2 separate regions of the Mus musculus genome follow, and region 2 is linked to region 1. Evidence: chromatin loops called from intact Hi-C (ENCODE). Cell type or tissue: heart. All regions are shown on one strand.

What was found. Peaks named below come from ENCODE experiments on the same cell type or tissue, not always from the same donor. Only the 100,000 strongest peaks of a DNase experiment are listed, where the experiment ranks them.
Region 2: it touches region 1 in a loop (4-fold over the local background); 2 of 42 quality-filtered maps call a loop at or near these places.

The regions. Positions count from the first base shown.
Region 1 is chr5:31,178,423-31,180,922 of GRCm38, reverse strand. Gtf3c2 (general transcription factor IIIC, polypeptide 2, beta) reads left to right here and starts at 779. Exons shown (of 19, transcript NM_027901.2): 1 at 779-1,039. In heart, a CTCF peak has its summit at 955; DNase peaks (open chromatin) are centred at 832 and 1,502; H3K4me3 peaks cover 2,158 bases; H3K27ac peaks cover 1,750 bases.
Region 2 is chr5:31,239,738-31,242,237 of GRCm38, reverse strand. Nrbp1 (nuclear receptor binding protein 1) reads right to left here and starts at 1,320. Exons shown (of 18, transcript NM_147201.2): 1 at 1,236-1,320. In heart, a CTCF peak has its summit at 1,385; DNase peaks (open chromatin) are centred at 827 and 1,387; H3K4me3 peaks cover 1,957 bases; H3K27ac peaks cover 1,780 bases.

The DNA of each region.
Region 1 (2,500 bases):
TCTTCCTGCTTCAGCCTTGAGTACCTAGTCTGGGAGTTGACGTGCCCCATTGTTTTCTCCCTTTCTCATTTTTCTGAGACATGGTCTAATATAGTACAGGCTGATTTCCAATTTCCAAGTAGTCATGGATCACGTTGAACTGCTAATCCTCCTGACTCCATCTCCGGAGTGCTGGGATTATAAGCGTGCACCATTACTCTTTGTAAAGATTTAACCAAGGGAATAATTGAACAAGACTATTTAGAAAGGGGAAAGCTGCCATATTTCACCTCTTCCGGTTCATTTTAATTCGCCCTCCTCCTGGGTAAAGGCAGATCTGTGAAAGCTACATGGTTTTAAAAGGCTGAAAACCTTGTTGCTCGGAGGCCACTTCCCAGTGAGGGAGTGGCGTGAGGCCTGGGTTGATGCTCTCTTTAAAAGCGCAGCCTACCCACCCAGGCTAGGCTCCCCCCGCTCTTTTCTTCCCTTGGCCTCTTTCCAAGCCCTCCTCTTTATTTTCTTCCTGTCTTGGCTCATTCACTGGCAGCAGAAAATCAGGAGATCTCTGGGGGCGAGGGATTGTCTCCTAGTCCGTCGAAGCTCGGGACTGTAGTTAAGAATCAGGTGTGGTCAGGCTCTTTTCTCCACAAAGCCAGCAACCTGGGTGGAAAGGCAGGTCGGAACGCTCGGCGACAGCAGAAGCGCGACACTTTCCTCTTCAATGCTTTTCCACAAGGCTGCTGGTGGAGCTGCGGTGCCGCGCAGGCGCCGACCTCCCCTTCCGGTCGCTGAAATTCCCAGAAGGCCCTGCAGTGTCCTAGGGCCGCGGAAGCCACGCTCCAGCTCGCGGGCGTCGGAGGGCTCAGTGCCGCGCCGCGCTGCATTATGGAACACAGAGTTTAAAAGAAAGCTCGGCAGGAAACGCGTTCCAGACCAAGCTTGCGTTTACCTTGTCTCGGGGGCGGGGCAAGGAAGAGCCGATCAAGATTTCGTCATAAAACCGCGACCCGACAGGCGGCGCCATCTTCGAACTTGGACTTCCGGAAGGACTTTGGCGCGGGTGAGTGTACCGCAACGGGGTGTGCGGGGGACCCAAAATTACTCCTCCCATTCTTTTGCCGTAGCGCTAAGGCAATGGGAACCGATTCCCGATTCCCGTCTTACTCCCGCGCAAGACAGCGCGCCTCCTAGCCTTTGCGCTTCTCCCGAGAACCGTCGAGCTCTCTCCTCCGTCCCCACTGGGGCCACTGAGCATCCCCCATCTCTGCCAGCCGGTCTTACCTTCTTCCCCAATTCGGTGTATGTAGCGCGGTAAACTGGACTCAGGTTTCTGCACTGCTTACGTTGAACTCGTTACGTTGGGCCTTCGGACTTGGGTGAACCTGCAGTTATCTTAAGGCTTAGGGAAATCAGGGCTCGCCTGGGGCTCGAAAGCTGCCCCCACGGCCAGGATTGGGGAATGGCAGGTGGTGGTGTCTCTGTCTGATTGCAGTCAGTCCTCTTGTGCTCATTCCCTCTTACTGTGTCTCAGCCTTTTCCTCCAAGTGGCTCTAACCCCGGGGGTTGTGCCCCGCGCGCTGCAACCCCATTGGCGCAGCCAAGGGCCAGTTATGTTTCCTTATACTGGTCCTTTTATCCCGCGGCAAGTTTGCCGTCTTTTGGACAAGACAGAGATGGCGACTTCACCCCCACAGGAGGTAATTCACTTTTCTGGGCAGGTTTAGGACATAACCAGGTCTTTTTGCCCTTGGAGGTACATTGATTGTTACATAAATTCAAATTAACCTTTGCTTACGTTACCTTTTACCGCTTACCGCTATCAACTGCAGTGCCATTTTTCCTAATAGTTTTAAGTTGTTCTATTCAGATTTACACTCTTTAGTTTCTAGCAGTATCAACTGAAAACGTGAGTTGCAGGTTTTTGTACAAATAATATGTTTGTTTTTGGACCAGTAAAATTATCTGATAAATCACCAGTTGCATGATAGGAATACTTTGGGAACCAGTGTATTAAACAGTGTATGTGAAGTGAGTCCGTGTTTAAGATGAAGTATTATCTAATTGTTTTTCTTTTGCCAAAGTAGTCAGGTTAGCAACCTGAAGCAGCAAGGAAATCAGACAGTATGGGATATAAAAATCCTAGTTAGAATTTACTGAACATTTCTTCCTTTACTGTTTAAAATTTGTATTGTCAGATCCTAAATAGGAATTCTACCATTCACTGCCACTGCCTTTTACTAGAAGTGAATTTTTTCTTTTTTTTTTTTGTATTTTTTTTATTACGTATTTTCCTCAATTACATTTCCAATGCTATCCCAAAAGTCCCCCACACCCTCCCTCAGAAGTGAATTTTTAAAAGGATTTTTTTTTTGTATGTTGAGTCACTCACTGAAAAAAGTTATATACTGATTCATGCATCGAGTTCGAATAGTGTAGTAAACCAGGAAGGCAAGATCTTACAAACTTACTTAACTTACTTTCTTATCTTTATCTTACAAACTTTCTCTTTTGGTTTTTCAAG
Region 2 (2,500 bases), 61 kb before region 1:
ATTAGTTGCGTGCATGTCTTAATAAACCACTAAAAAAGATGAGTTAAGGATCACTTTTTCCTCCGTCCCCTATCAAAGAGCTAAGAAAATAATAAAGTCTGTTTCAGCTACATTCGCAGAATGTGCATCCAATCTGAACGGATAAGTGAAAGTCTAGCGAGATACAGAATATACTCTGGAACGTCAAAGCCCATGGAATCTAAAACTACAGGACCAAGGAAACAGGCAGCCCCTCCACGGGGCACTTAGAGAAAAGATGAACTGTCATCAGAGACAAACATCCAGAAAGCACATTGCCCTCCCAATCATGTCCCAGAAGGTAAAATAAGAGCAGTGCCTAAAGATCTCCAAGCACTCCCGCAAGAGATGCAGAAACGTGTGCAACACTGGGGGTTCTGCCTCAGAGCTGCTGGCAGTTTTAACAGGGATCACTGTGGAAAAGCTCATTTGCATCGGTGAGGGTATCTCCTCGAAGCCTCTAGCTACCCTGAGGACGCATAGTACATTCACTACAGGGCATTGTCTGTCATCTCGCAAAGTTGTTCTCCCGGCTTCCATTATTAGTTGAAAGCCCTCTGCACATCACCCCGCATAGCTCGCAGCCACAGGCCGCTCTGAGGAAACCCAGAAAGCCTCTGAGGTCAACAGAACTGCTCAGTCGGAGAGAATGCAAGCTCGGAGGGAGGAGGCCCTCAGCTTGTCAACACTCCAACAGGTCGCCCGGCCAGTATCTGGAAGGAAGCGGCGGCGGACAGACAGTGGCCGGCCAGGAGACCGAGCACCACAGCCACCTCATCAAAGGCCAGCCCTGCCCCGCCGTCAGGCCGCAGACCACGCCCCCGCGCTCGGCGCGCCGCCCCGCGAGCAGGCCCGGCCCGGACGCCGCGCTTCCTTCCGCAGGCCCTCGGGCCCGGGCCCCCGCCCCGCCCCCGCCCGCGCCGCCTGCCCCGCCTCTCGCGGCCAGAGTTCCAAGAGAACGCCGGGGCCCCCCGACCCGCGCCCGCAGAATTCCGGGCCGCCGCGGCCACGCCGGAGACACCAGGAGGGCGGGCGGCGCCCTGGGGCCAAGGTGGCCCCTCAGCTGCGACGGGCCGGGCTAGGTCGGGCCTGACTCCCGAGAAAGCAGGGCCGCCCGACAGCACCCGCCGGCCGCGTCCTGCCGGCCCGCGGCTCGGGGTCATCCTGCCGCCCTTCCGCGAGCCCCTCCCTCCAGGGCCTCTTTCTCCGGAGCTCACCTCCCGACTCCGCGCCCGCAGCCTGCGCTTCAGCTCCAGCTCGGGTTCCGGGGCCTCGGATCCCAGCGACTCCCTCACAGCTGCGCTCCGCAGCGCAACCGAACTGCGGGCCCCGCCCTCGCGGCGTCCGGACCAACAGTGGGCGGTGCCGCACCGCCGCCAGGTTTCCATTGGACAGGGCAGCGGGGGGCGGTTCCCACAGACCGAGGCTCTCAAGGCAGTCTACTGCCGGGTCTCCTCCCCTTGCGGGGTTCCGGCAGACTGCCTGCCAGCGTTGTCTTCTTGTCTCTCTGTCCATCCTCCTCCCAGTCGAGGTGCCCCCAAGTAATTCTGCCGGACGAAAGGAAGGCCTTCTCTCTCTTCTTGAAAGCGCCATGACAGTCCTAATCCTCTAAGAAGACAAAAGGAACGGAAGACGCAGCCTTTCAATCTGAGGAACGAACCCACCCACATTCCCCATTTGGGAAAGAGACAGTGCACTGGTCATCAAATTTTCAGAAAGCTTTTTTTTAATCGCTTAACATGAAAACTAATAGTTGCTGATTTGCATAACATTATTTACCCAGACATAACCTGATTCGACCCACATAAGGGAGAACTCATTGAAGTTATCCAATGATAGTTGGCAAATTCGAAAAAGAAACAAAACAAAACAAAAAAAAAAAGTTACTCAAATTTAAGTTGACATGAGTCCAAAATAGAATCCGAAGTAAGAAGATCCATCAAAACTGTCTTTGAAAAGGTATTATTTGGAAAGAGTTTACATTGTCTGTGAGTGTAAAGAATTACAATAGATTCTGGGTAAGCCATTGATCTTAGAAAGTTAAAGGCAGAATTTAAGAGATGTATAATACCATTATACATGTATTATCAAGGAAGAAGGATGAATCATCTGAATCTGAGAATGTCACAATCACCAATTTTACTCTCCTTAAAGGGACTAGTTAATCCTAGTTCACGGGTTCACACAGAAATCCTATAGAGACTCATTTTTTTCTCATCTCTTCACTTTAAAATGCTTGCTTTAAAAACTGAAATTTCAACAAGCATGCCAGAGAGATCTCTGTGAATTCAAGGCCAACCAGGGCTACATAGTCTCAAAAACAAACTTTTTTTTTCACCCAGCATAGTAATGCATACCTGTAATCCTATCACTCAGTAGGCTAATGCCGTGAGTTCAAGGTCAGCATAAGCAATAGAGCAACAACACTGTGTCAAGACAAAATAGAATTCTGATGTTGGATTAAAAGATGCACTTACCTAAA